Linked DNA regions of Homo sapiens: region 2 is linked to region 1. Evidence: read pairs that join two places in POLR2A ChIA-PET (ENCODE). Cell type or tissue: PC-9. All regions are shown on one strand. Links, peaks and the distances in the headings refer to the core of each region. The heading gives the core; the rest is flanking DNA.

The links. Peaks named below come from ENCODE experiments on the same cell type or tissue, not always from the same donor. Only the 100,000 strongest peaks of a DNase experiment are listed, where the experiment ranks them.
Region 2: POLR2A ChIA-PET joins it to region 1 with 6 read pairs; 6 of 35 experiments call an interaction of 5 or more read pairs at or near these places.

Annotation. Positions count from the first base shown.
Region 1 is chr7:140,623,063-140,630,036 of GRCh38, forward strand. The region is part of intron 1 of DENND2A (DENN domain containing 2A); the gene reads right to left. Among named protein-coding and RNA genes, the nearest start is that of DENND2A, 14 kb to the right of the region's middle. RefSeq lists a silencer at 1,387-1,681 and enhancers at 1,907-2,498, 3,089-3,680, 4,271-4,862, 4,863-5,452. In PC-9, for the core only: CTCF peaks have their summits at 1,425 (motif pointing right) and 5,219; DNase peaks (open chromatin) are centred at 1,549, 3,399, 5,089 and 5,399; H3K27ac peaks cover 4,883 bases.
Region 2 is chr7:140,482,525-140,489,498 of GRCh38, forward strand. No RefSeq gene overlaps it. Among named protein-coding and RNA genes, the nearest start is that of MKRN1, 6.5 kb to the left of the region's middle. RefSeq lists an enhancer at 4,313-4,502. In PC-9, for the core only: no CTCF peak of the experiment used is centred there; a DNase peak (open chromatin) is centred at 3,197; H3K27ac peaks cover 2,228 bases.

The sequences.
Region 1 (6,974 bases), core at 829-5,828:
GGTGGCTCACGCCTGTAATCCCAGCACTTTGGGAGGCTGAGGCGGGCAGATTACCTGAACTCAGGAGTTCGAGACCAGTCTGGCCAAAATGGCAAAACCAAAATTAGCCAGGTGTGGTGGCGGGTGCCTACAATCCCAGCTACTTGGGAGACTGATGCAGAAGGATTGATTGAACCCGGGAGGCAGAGGTTGCAGTGAGCCAAGATCATGCCACCGCACTCCAGCCTGGGCGACACAGCGAGGCTCTATCTCCAAAAAAAAAAAAAAAAAAAAGTCCCTTTCCCTCCCAGAGGAGACTGTCATGACACTGAAGGTGCTAGGAACATCTTAGTAAGGCTGTAGTCAGGAGACCTAACCTTTCTGAGGACCTAAAGAGCGTATGGAGGGCTGGGTGCGGTGGTTCACGCCTGTAATCCCAGCACTTTGGGAGGCCGAGGCGGGCAGATTACGAGGTCAGGAGTTCGAGACCAGCCTGGCCAACATGGTGAAACCCCGTCTCTACTAAAAATACAAAAATTAGCCAGGCATGGTGGCGGGCGCCTGTAATCCCAGCTACTCGGGAGGCTGAGGCAGGAGAATCACTTGCACCCAGGAGGCACAGGTTGCAGTGAGCCGAGATCATGCCACAGCCTGGGTGACAGAGCAAGACTCCGTCTAGAAAAAAAAAAAAAAAAGAGCATATGGAAAGTGTCACAACAGGAAGATCTGCTGAACCCTTGAATTTAAATAGGCCACAGTATCAAAAGGTGTATAATTTTCCTCCTCGCTTGCTTCCTTCCTTCCAATAAAACCCTACTGAAAAAACTCTGGCCTTATATTGACATGGATGAAGGAGAAATTTCTGTGGGAAATTAAAAATAAATGGCAGGTATACCTTCTTCAGTTCTTGTTTGGATCTACAATCTAGCAGAAAGTCCATCTCACATCCCTATTTCCACACCTAACGCCCCGGCAGGGCCATATGTGAGTGAAAAACATTTACGAGAGGCTGCAGAGTCCGGATGAGCAGAAGGAGGAGCTGAGCTGACAGGAGGAATGGGATGATCGAATCCTTTTCCCATCCCCTGGTCTATTTATAGAGTCATCTGCCTTCAGGAAATGCTGAGCCCCTTCTCCCAGGACCCTGTTGGGAGTGACGCCTGTGCTGGCTGACCCAGCCTTCCACATCCTCCTCCTGGCCTCAGCAGCTCTCCCCTTGTGATCCAGTGGGTTACTGGGAACCCAGCCTGTAAATGACAGTGCTTCTCAGAGGTCCCAGTCTAGTGAGGAAATTCAAGGAGGAAAGGCAAAACAACAACAACAACACAACAACAACAACAACAAACTTAATGATACTGGAAAAGCGCCTGGCACAGAGAGGCCCCTCAACACCAACACAGGGAGGGAACAGGTGGGACGCCAGGGCTGCAGGTGACAACACTGTGGCCCAGGGGGGTTTTGGCTCACCTAGCCTGTCACCTGGCCACATGGTGGCAGAGGTAGAAGCAGAACCCAGGGCTCCTGTTACCCTGTCTGGGGCTCATTCACCTCCTCACCCTCCTTTCCATTGCCTCAGGGGACTCAGGTTTCCATGGAGAAGCTGTCACAGGAGAACCTGGATCTGCTAGTTACACGTTCCATGTTCTTGAAGGCATTTCTTTTCCTTTTTTTTTTCTTAGCTGAAGAGCCACTTCTTCAGAAACCCAGAGAGATTTGTGAAGTTCGTGTTTCTGGTGATTGTTTTTTTTTTAGAAGTGAGAAATGTTCTTTGTTATTATTAGGCTGTTGAGAGATTTTGTTTTTCTTTGTTTTTTTTGTTTTTTTTTGTTTTTTTTTTTTTGCTTTTTGAGACAGCATCTCTCTCTGTTGCCAAGGCTGGAGCGCAGTGATGTGAATACAGCTTCGACCTTATGTCCAGCAATCTTCCTGCTTCTGCCTCCCAAGTAGCTGGAATGACAGGCGTGCACCACCACGCCCAGCCTGGAGATTTTTTAAAAAACAACAAAAAACAAAACACATTTGCCTTATAGCTACCAGATAACATTAGCCATGAGGCCAGGCACGGTGGCTCATGCCTGTAATCCCAGTACTTTGGGAGGCCGAGGCAAGCGGATCATCTGAGGTCAGGAGTTGGAGACCAGCCTGGCTAACATGGTGAAACCCTGTCTCTACTAAAAACACAAAAATTAGCTGGGCGTGGTGGTGCATGCCTGTAATCCAAGCTACTCAGGAGGCTGAGGCAGGAGAGTCACTTGAGCCCGGGACACAGAGGCTGCAGTGAGCCGAGATCGCGCCACTGCATTCCAGCCTGGGCGACAGAACGATACTCCGTTTCAAGAAAGAAAAAAAAAGAACAGTCTGGGTGCTGTGGCTCATGCCTGTAATCCCGGCACTTTGGGAGGCTGAGACAGGCAGATCACTTGAGGTCAGGAGTTTGAGACTAGCCTGGCCAACATGGTGAAACCCTGTCTCTATTAAAAATACAAAAAAATTAGCTGGACCTGGTGGCGTGTGCCTGTAAACTCAGCTTCTGTGGATGCTGAGGCAGGAGAATTGCTTGAATGCAGGAGGCAGCGTTTGCAGTGAGCCGAGATCATGCCATTGCACTCCAGCCTGCCAGACAGAGCGAGACTCCGCCTCAAAAACAAAAACAAAAAACAAAAACAAACAAAAAAACGAAAACAAAAAACATTAGCCATGGGCTCCTGCTGAATGCTTTTTCTTCTTTTATAAGAAAAGAAGAAAAAGTTGATGTTCTAACAAAATGTATATAACCTTGTGTTACGTCTTGTATGGTTGGCTTCAAATGTTATTTATACATTTTTTATTGAAGGTTTCACATATTTATGTTTTGACACCTCAAATTAAGCTGCAATGATGAATGAACAGCTGATACAAATTGAGCACTTACTATTCCCTAAGCAAGATTTTACACAGGTCATTTAGTTTAATGTTCACAGTAAGCTTACTATTGCCTCCCCTTCTCAGATGTGGACATTAAGGCCTGGAGGGATTAACTTTTCCCAAGGCTGCGTGGGTGCTGAATGCGTCAGGGTGTCTGACTCCAGGGTCCAGGTGCCTAACGCCTACAGGTCCACCTTGACGGCACCGTACGGGCCTTCCACTCCTCAATCCAGATTAGGAACTTGGGAAATAGTTATGATTTTATTTTATTCAAGCACCCAGTCTCCTCCCTTCCCCTTCTCCGTCCCCTGCACACCATGCATGCTGTGACACCGAGGCCCTGCCTGGCCAGATCCTCCACTTCCAGAGGCAGCCCTCAGGCTGCCATTTTGTGGCTTCTTTTCCCTCTGAAGGCTTTCCTGCTGTTGGTTTTGATCTGACCTCACTGGATAGTAATCCTGAGAATGGGAGGAAGGACCACCCGGTGTGATCTGTCCTGGTCTCTGAGCACCTGGACAGCCTCGGGGCCTGTGCCTCCCAGGGCTGGAGGCTCACGCTGCACCACTGAACAGCCCACTTGAATGGAATGCACCCGTAGGTCACGTTCGTTTGCTTGCTTCCTGGCACATCTCCCTCTCCAGCTGTGCTACCCGCAGAATCCTCTTTCCCACCTCCTTTCTCCCTCTTGCCTTCCTGTCCTCCTCTTCCTTTCCTCCCCTCAGACTCTTCCCACCCTCTTTTGCTGGCTTCTGTTCTTTCCATGAGCAGAGAGTTTCCAGGCCTGGCTCCCAGCCAGCACATTTGGACAAAAGGCAGCAATCTTAGAGGGAGACGTCATCTTCCATCCCCTTGCTTGGGGCCAGCACAAGAGAATGGAGCTGAGGCTACTCCTGCAGCTGCTCCCGGGTTCTGAGAAAAAGCTTGAGAGAGGGTTTATCATAAGGATTAAAAGCAAAGGGTTTGGAATCAGACAGACCCAGGTTTAAATTCCAGTGAACTTGGAGAGCTGCGGGACCTCGATCAAGATACATTTCTAAGCCTTAGTTCTCGCCTCTGTAAAATGGTGATAATGGTAGCACTTACTTTAAGAGACTGGTAAGGATTAGATGAAATTGCACCTGTAAAACATTCAGCACAGTGCATAGCCCAGAAAAAGCGCTCAGCAAATGTCTTCCATTATTCTAAGGTGAACTTAACCCTGCCAAATAATACTAATAAGTAATAATGCTCTAACATATTATTGTAAATATTTATTTATTTATTTTTAGTTTAGTTTAGTTTTTTGAGATGGACTCTTGCTCTGTCACCCAGGTTGGAGTGCAGTGGCACAATCTTGGCTCACTGCAACCTCCACCTCCAGAGTTCAAGCAATTCTTGTGCCTCAGTCTCCCGAGTAGCTGGGACTACAGGCGCACACCACCATGCCTGGCTAATTTTTTTTGTATTTTTGGTAGAGACGGGGTTTCACCATGTTGGCCAGGCTGGTCTCGAACTCCTGCCTGCCTGCCTTGGCCTCCCTAAGTGCTGGGATTACAGGTATGAGTCACTGCACCCGGCCTATTTTTATTTTTAATTTTATTTATTTATTTTTTTTTGAGATGAGATCTTACTCTGTCACCCAGGATGATTGCAGTGGTGCAATCACAGTTCACTGCAGCCTCAAACTCCCAAGCTCAAGCAGTCCTCCTGCCTCAGCCTCCCAATTAGCTGGGACCAAAGGCGTGCACTGCAACAACTGGCTAATTTTTTTTTTTGTAGAGACATAGAAACAGGGTTTTGATTTGTTGTGCGGGCTGGTCTCTAACTCCTGGGCTCATGCAATCTTCCCACCTCAGCATCCCAAACTGCTGGGATTACAGCTGTAAGCCACCATGCCCAGCATACATTAATTCTTTTTTTTTTTTAAGACAGAGTTTCACTCTTGTCCTCCAGGCTGGAGTGGTTCAAGCAATTTTCCTGCCTTGGCCTCCTGAGTAGCTGGAACTACAGGCGTGTACCACCATGCCCAACTAATTTTTGTATTTTTAGTAGAGATGGGGTTTCACCATGTTGGCCAGGCTTGTCTCGAACTTGACCTCAAGTGATCTGACAGCTTCGGCCTCCCAAAGTGCTGGGATTACAGGTGTAAGCCACTGTGCCTGGCCAGCATACATTAATTCTTAATGAATTAGTAATAACAGTACCATGTCCTCAACTCACCTGCAGGGCTGCTTACACAGCCTCATTTGTTTGCAAGTGTGGGTAAGCTCTAAACTACTCTCCAACATACAAGTGCTGTTATAATCTGTAAAAGCTGGTTTTGGAATTAGAAGGTGACCTGATCCCCTTCCCTTTGCAGCAGAAGTCAGGGTGCACAGTGACCTGTTAGTCCTCAGTTGCACTGGCTATGGTGCCAACTGTGAAAGTAAGGCGGAGGTCGCCCTCAGACCAGCGCAGCTTGCTCTGCCTGACCTGAGACCCTACTTCTGTTTGTTTCCTATCTGTGCCTGGTGTTTTGTACTCAGAAGTTGTGCAATGCCTGGAAATGTGCTCATTTTTATTTAGCTAACTTTCAAGATACGGGAAATCCCCTTTGGCCTAAAATTTCTTTCTTTTTTTTTTTTTTTTTTTTTGAGGTGGAGTCTTGCTCTGTCACCCAGGCTGGAGTGCAGTGGCGCGATCTCAGCTCACGGTAACCTCTGCCTCCCAGGTTCAAGGCATTCTCCTGCCTCAGCCTCCCTAGTAGCTGGAACTACAGGCATGCGCCACCACGCCCGGCCAATTTTTTTGTATTTTTAGTAGAGACGGGGTTTCACCATGTTGGTCAGGCTGGTCTCGAACTCCTGACCTCAAATGATCCGCCTGCCTCGGCCTCCCAAAGTGCTGGGATTACAGGCATGAGCCACTGCACCTGGCCTATAATTTCATTTAGTTAATCTGAGCCAGCATTGATCAGTTTAAAACTAATCAATATGATTAATCAGCAAGCTGGAGACAGTTCTCTTTGAGGTGCTATTGGGAATACACAAGTATAAAAAATGGTCCCTGCCCTCAAGCTAGAGATAAAAGATATAAACCCTATCAACCAAATGGCAATAAAAGATTGCAATTGTTCAAAACGGAAAGACAAGGTTGGTTCAGGGAATGCCTGACACGCCCTTAAACTCACAGAAAACTCAAGAGGAATCCATGAAGATCTATTTTTTCAAAGACAATTAGGACAACCAAAACAGAATGGTGTCTAGGGTGAAAGGCAGTATTCAAAATTAACCGCAGAGGTGTGCAGGAGCGCCATTAGAGACTGGGTGGAGGAATACATTCGAACACGGTGGCAAATGTTATGAAACAAATATAAACTGGAGAAATTTGGAGGAGGACAACGAAAGGGGAGCCAGGGACTGCTTCAAAGAGGTAGCGCCTGGTGGCCAAGAAAGACTCCATTGGATTCCAAGAGTTGGGGAAGGGAAAGTGCTCCTGAGGAGGCCAGTGCATGGAGTAAAGAACAAGGCAAAGCCTGCCCAGCATGAAGACCGCCTGCTAGGACAGGAGCACCAGGACTCACGTGGGAGCCAGGGAGAAGACGGACCCGGCAGCAGGCTAGATGTTGGGATGTTCTGAAATGAGAAAGAGGAGTGAAGGTTTGCTAACCCAGGGAAATAAGGAGGCCACAGAATGTAATGATAATATGTTCTCTTTTGGACACATTAAGGTGAGAGTGGTACATTCAAGAGGCAGTGAGAGGTAATGAGCTAACGGTCTTTATAAAGAACAACTCAGAGGTCCAGTTTGGGAGGGAGCGATGAAACTGAGCATGATGAACTGAGGGAGACAGTGAAGAGGGAGAAGGTAGTGAACAAGTGAGGCACGGGTTGCTCTTATGGTGCTCTTGTTACTTCACTCTCTACATGGTGTCTTTTATGTTTCTTTCTCTCTCTTTTTTTTTTTTTTTTTGAGATGGAGTCTCATTCTGTCGCCCAGGCTGGAGTTCAGTGGCGCAATCTCAGCTCACCACAACCTCCACCTCCTGGGTTCAAGCAATTCTGCTGCCTCAGCCTCCCGAGTAGCTGGGATTACAACAGGTGCCTGCCACCATGCCCGGCTAATTTTTGTAT
Region 2 (6,974 bases), core at 980-5,979, 140 kb before region 1:
CATCTCCTAAGGCCACACCACAGCAAGATAACTAACAATCCCCTCGAAGGAAACCAAAATATTTCACTTCACCTCAAAATATACACTTCTGGCCAGGCGTGGTGGCTGACGCCTGTAATCCCAGCACTTTGGGAGGCAGAGTTGGGCGGATTGCATGAGGTCAGGAGTTCGAGACCAGCCTAGGCAACATAGAAAAACCCCCGTGTCTACTAAAAATACAAAAATTAGCTGGGCTTGGTGGCGTGTGTCTGTAATCCCAGCCTGGCCAATATAGTGAGACCTTATCTCTAAACAAAATTAAAAATTAACTACACTTTACTTTTCATAGTTTTAGAAGTAATCCAGGCCGGGTGTGGTGGCTCACACCTGTAATCCCAGCACTTTGAGAGGCCTAGGCGGGCGGATCACGAAGTCAAGAGATCGAGACCAGCCTGGCCAACATGGTGAAAACCTGTCTCTACTAAAAATTCAAAAATTAGCTGGGTGTGGTGGCGCACGTCTGTAGTCCCAGCTACTTGGGAGGCTGAGGTAGGAGAATCTCTTGAACCCGGGAGGTGGAGGTTGCAGTGAGCCAAGATCAAGCCACTGCACTCCAACCTGGACACCAGAGTGAGACTCTGTCTCAAAAATAAATAAATTAATTAATTAAACTTCTTTGACGTATTTTAAGATACCACTTCATAATAAAAAAGAAAAAAAACAAATAAGATACCTCTTTGGAAGGGTTGGAAATACAAGAATAGAAGGAAAGCTGTCTTTTGTGGGAAAGATTTGCATCTGCAGAGAAAATCTACACTGAGGCAGCCCGGCTTTCTTTGGAGCCCTCCCTTCCCCAGATCTAGGAAACATTAGCTGAGAGTCTGACAACGTTTGAAGCCTGAAGGAAACATTTACTACCTATTGTGTCTCTGAAGGCTGCTACCTGCATGGTTTCAATGACCTAACAAGACCACTGTGGCTAGCCAGGCTTCTGCTTCTCTCCATCCCATAACTGCTGGCCACCATATGATTTACCCTTATATCCTGTTTTGGGATATGTTCCCCATTCTTTCAGTAACCTCAAGATGGAATATGAGCTTGCCCTCCCCGTTGAGGGGTTGGGATCATCACTCTCTTGTTCTCCCTGTGCACATTAATAAATGTGTATGCCTTTTCATCAATAATCTGCCAGGGTTTTTGTTTGTTTCTTTGTTTGTTTTGTTTGTTTTGAGACAGGGTCTCGCTCTGTTGTGTAGGATTAAGTGCAGTGGTGCAATCTCAGCTCACTGCAATCCCCACCTCTCGGGCTCATGCGATCCTCCTTCCTCAGTCTTCCATGTAGCTGAGACCACAGGCACACACCCTTACGTCCAGCCAATTATTGTATTTTTGGTAGAGACAGGGTTTCGCCATGATGTCCTAGCTGGTCTCGAACTCCTGGGCTCAAGCAATCCTCTTGTCTTGGCCTCCCAAAGTGCTAGGATTACAGGCTCTTGGAGGACTGGGATCTTTGCAGAGATGTATCCCAAGTACCTAGAATAGTGTCTGGCATATAGTAGGTGCTCAATCTCTGACGTTATCAAAATTACCCAGCAATACTATGCCTTGGCTCACCATCCATACCAAACAAAAATAACAACATGTTGTATTAAAAGGAAACAAAAGCCATCTCTCCTTTAGTGTGCTGGGGTAAACATGCAGCAAAAGGGCAATTCGTTCATTTCTTTCCTACCAAACTATTTATTAGGGACCCTACTGTGCCAGCACTACACAGCCAGGTGATTTTTGTTGCTATTGTTGTTGTGTATGTGTATGTGTTTGTGGGATGGAATCTCGCTCTGTCGCCCAGACTGGGGTGCAGGTGCGATCTCGGCTCACTGCAATCTTTGCCTCCTGGGTTCAAGTGGTTCTTCTGCCTCAGCCTCCCGAGTAGCTGGGACTACAGGCGCCCACCACCATGCCCAGCTAATTTTTGTATTTTTAGTAGAGATGGGGTTTCACCACGTTGGCAAAGATGGTCTCGAACTCCTGACCTCAAGTGATTGGTCCACCTCAGCCTCCCAAAGTGCTGGGATTACAGGCATGGGCCCTGCCCATGTTTTTGTTTGTTTTTTTAATAGAAATCAGGCTGGTCTTATCTCCCCTTCCCTCCCCAGGCCTTGGCCTCCCAAGGTGCTGGGATTATAGCCTTGAGCCACCATGCCTGGCCCAGGTTCTTAATTGTAGGCAGAGTAAAGGCTTGGTGTGACGTGAGGGTACCCAGAACTTTCTCCAATTACTAATGCCTTCTCAGATGCCAGAGTCCAGAGGGGGGTGCCTGTATGCTGGGAAGGACTCCAGTAGGAGCAGAAGATCTTTGCCTCATCCATCTCTACTGACTGGGGTTAAGGCCAGTGAAGGAACACAGGAAACTTCACCCCAAAATGTGACTCCCTGGTATAATGAGTGTTTTGAATAAAATGCCCTAGAGATCAACAGGGTTAGAAGAGGCTTCCTCAATCTACATAAAGACCCAAGGACCCTCCAAGAACAATTGTTCTTCCTCCCCCTGTCTATTATCTTATGATCTTTTGCAGGAAGGAAGACCAAGAATGTAATCACATCAGAACAAATTCTTTTACAAGACAATGTGTGTCTTTCAGGCTCATTCAGTTTCCAAAGAGAACCATTTACAAGTTAGTCTCTGTTCCCTTATCCGTTCATTCTGCCTTGTAATCATTTATTGCCCCTTAACAGAACTACTGTTTTTCTGATCTCTCCCTCCCCTCTGAAATAAGGCTATACAACTATCTGGGCCCCACTGGGATATTGGGTAATTACTGTGTCATTCGCCCCACCCATACCCCGTGCATGTTAATAAATGTGTGTGCCTTTTCTCTATTAATCTGCCTTTGTCAGTTGATTTTTCAGCAGGGACACTTGGTAGAGAAAGGAGGAATAACGAGGCGGTGGTGGGTATCTGCTTCACAACTTTGCATGAAACTATAGTCATTTTCAGAGTGTGGTGATCATACTTAGAACAAAAGTTGCATGGCTTGGCAAGGAGTGTTCAATAGAACTAGTCAGGATAACAGAAAAGTTAAAATCATGACTATGCAGGAAATCTGAGCTATATAGGAGTCACATGGGCACTTTTGTTCCTGCACATAGTGGCTGTGTGGCATTGGGCAAATTACCACCTCAGTTTCCTTGTTGATGAAATAAAGCCAAAACACACCGGGCGTGGTGGCTCACGCCTGAAATCCCAGCGCTTTGGGAAGCCTAGCCAGTCGTGTAACCACCCAAGGAATTCACCTTGCCCGCTGCCTAGACAGAGCCAATTCATGAAGACGGGAATTACAACAGAGAAAGAGTAATTCATGCAGAGCCAGCTGTCCGGAAGACCAGAGTTTTATTATTACTCAACTCAGACTCCTGGAGCATTCAGAGAGCAGAGTTTTTAAGGATAACCTGGTGGGGCGGGGGAAGGGGGAAGCCAGTGAGCCAGGAGTGCTGATTGGTTGGTCAGAGATGAAATCCTAGGAATCAGAGCTGTCTTCTTTTGCTGAGTCAGTTCCTGGGTGGGGGCCACAAGATCAGATGAGCCAGTTTATTGATCTGGGTGGTGCCAGGTGATCCATCAAGTGCAGGGTCTGCAAAATATCTCAAGCAATGATCTTTTTTTTCTTTTTTTCACCAAGGCTGGAGCGCAATGGCGCTATCTCAGCTCACTGCAACCTCCGCCTCCCGGGTTAAAGCAATTCTCATGCCTCAGCCTCCCGAGTAGCTGGGACTACAGGTGCCCGCCACCACGCCTGGCTAATTTTTGTATTAGTTTTTTCCAAGACGGAGTCCCACTCTGTTGCCCAGGCTGGAGTGCAGTGGCACAATCTCGGCTCACTGCAACCTCTGCCTCCCAGGTTCAAGCGATTCTTTTGCCTGGGATTCTCTTTCCTGGGAGCAGCTGGGATTACAGGCACCCGCCACCACGCTGGGCTAATTTTTTTGTATTTTCAGTAGAGACGGGGTTTCGCCATGTTGGCCAGGCTGGTCTTGAACTCCAGACCTCAGGTGATCAGCTCACCTGGGCCTCTCAAAGTGCTGGGCACCAATCTTAGGAGAAGTTTAGGGAGGGTCAGAATCTTGCAGCCTCTAGCTGCACGACTCCTAAACCATAACTTCTAATCTTGTGGCTAATGTTAGTCCTACAAAGGCAATCTAGTCCCCAGCCAAGAAGGAGGTCTGCTTTCGGAAAGGGCTGTTATGGTCTTTGTTTAAACTATAAAGTATAAACTAAGTTTCTCCCAAAGTTAGTTCAGCCTACACCCAGGAATGAAAAAGGACAGCTTGGAGGTTAGAAGCAAGATGGAGTCAGTTAAGTTAGATCTCTCTCTGTTTCAGTCATAATTTTGCAAAGGTGGTTTCAGTTGGATCACTTGAGGTCAGGAGTTCAAGATCAGTCTGGCCAACATGGTGAAACCCTGTCTCTACCAAAAATACAAAAATGAGCCAGACATGGTGGTGTGTGTCTGTAGTCCCAGCTACTCAGGAGGCTGAGGCAGGAGAATCACTTGAACCTGGGAGGCAGAAGTTGCAGTGAGGCAAGATAACGCCACTGCACTCCAGCCTGAAGGACAGAGCAAGACTCCATCTCACACACACAAAAAAGAAAAGAAATAAAGCCAAAAGCAAAAAACAAACAAACAAACAAAAAGCCACACACAAAAAAACCTTCCTTGTAAATATTAAAGGAGTTAATGGATGCAAAACTCAAAGGACATTCACTTCATTTAATAACTGCTAGATATAGGCTGGGCGCGGTGGCTCATGCCTATAATCCCAGCACTTTGGGAGGCCAAGGCGGGCAGATCACAAGGTCAGGAGATCGAGACCATCCTGGCTAACATGGTGAAACCCTGTCTCTACTAAAAATACAAAAAATTAACTGGGCATGGTGGCATGCGCCTATAGTCCCAGTTACTCAGGAGGCTGAGGCAGGAGAATCGTTTGAACCTGGGAGGCAGAGGTTGCAGTGAGCCAAGATCATGCCACTGCACTCCAGCCTGGCGACAGAACAAGACTCTGTCTCAAAACAAAACAAAACCTATTAGATATGTGTTTGCTATTGTTTTAATTGCTGTTGTTACATGACATTAGAATAGGGTTGTCAAACTTAGCAAATAAAGATGTAGAATAGCAGGTGACCCTGGCTCATGTCTGTAATCCCAGCCCTTTGGCAGGCTGAGGCAGGAGGATCACTTGAGGCCAGGAGTTCTAGACCAGCCTGGGCAACATAGTGAGACCTCTATCTCTACAAAATAAAAATTAAATTTAAAAATTAAAAGAAAATCTGGATGCCAAGTTAAGTTTGAATTTCAGCTAAATAATCAGTACTTAGTATAAATATATTCCAAATATGACATGAGATATACTTAAAAATTATTCATTGTTTATCTGAAATTAAAATATAACTAGTGTGTTGGCTTTGCACAGTGGCTCATGCCTGTAATCCCAGCACTTTGGGAGGCCAAGGTGGGTGGAACACTTGAGGTCAGGAGTTTGAGACCAGCACGGCCAACATGGTGAAACCCCCATCTCTACTAAAAATACAAAAAAATTTAGCTGGTCATGGTGGTGATGCATGCTGTAATCCCAGCTACTCAGGAGGCTGAGGCACCAGAATCACTTGAACCCTGGAGGCAGAGGTTGCAGTGAGCCAAGATCACGCCACTGCACTCCAGCCTAGGCCACACAGCAAGACTCCGTCTCAAAAAAAAAAATACACGTAGTGTTAAAGGAAAATAAATGTTGGGGCCTGTAAATTACTAAGCTAAAGGGAAAAGTCAAGCTGGAAACTTCTCAGGGCCAAACTGTCTCCCATTCTATTCAAAGTCACCCCTCTGGTGACTGAGATAAACGCATATCTGATTGCCTCCTTTGGAGAGGCCAATCAGAAACTCAAAAGAATGCAACCATTTGCCTGTTATCTACCTATGACCTGGAAAACTCCTCCCGGCTTGGAATCTTCCCTTTTTTGGCTTCAAGTTGTCCTGCCTTTCCAGACTGAACCAATGTTCATCGTGCATATGTTGATTGACGGCTCATGTCTCCTTAGAATGTATAAAAGCAAGCTGTGATCTGACCACCTTGGGCACATGTAATCAAGAACCTCCTGAGGCTGAGTACAGTGGCTTATGCCTGTAATCCCAGCACACTGGGAGGCCGTGGTGGGCAGATTACTTGAGGTCAGGAGTTCCAAACCACTCAGGCCAACATGGTGAAACTCCATCTCTACTAAAAATACAAAAATTAGCCGGGCATGGTTGTGTACACCTGTAATCCCAGCTGCTTGGGAGGCTGAGGCAGGAGAATCACTTGAACCCTGGAGGTGGAGGTTGCAGTGAGCTAAGATCATGCCATTGCACTACTGCCTGGGGGACAGAGTGAGACTCTGTCTCAAAAAAATTAGCTGGGCGTGGTGGGGCACACCTGTAATCCCAGCTTCTCCACCACACTCCAGCTTGGTCAGCAGAGCGAGACTCCATCTCAAAAAAACAAAAACAAAAACAAAAACTAAAAACACCTCCTGAGGTTATGTCACAGATGCACATCCTTATATAAGAACCACACTTGATTTTCAAAGGCCTTACATCTACATTATCTAGTTTGGGTCCCACAATGGCCTTTAGAAGTAGGAGAAGTACAGAGTACTTTGCCATTTTAAGGCCCGGAAAATGAGGTTGTCGAGTCATGCACAAATGTTGCCTGTAATCACATAGCCCATAAGTGAGCTTGGAGCTTGAGGAATTTAAACTTCTGCTTTATTGCTTCCCTGAGCTGGTGCTGGAGGTTAGGCCTTGCCCTAAAGGAGTTTTTCCTTTGAAAGAAAAGGCTACGGCCAGGCGCGGTGGCTCACGCCTGTAATCCCAGCACTTTGGGAGGCCAAGGCGGGCGTATCACGAGGCTAGGAGATCGAGACCATCCTGGCTAACACGGTGAAACCCCATCTCTACTAA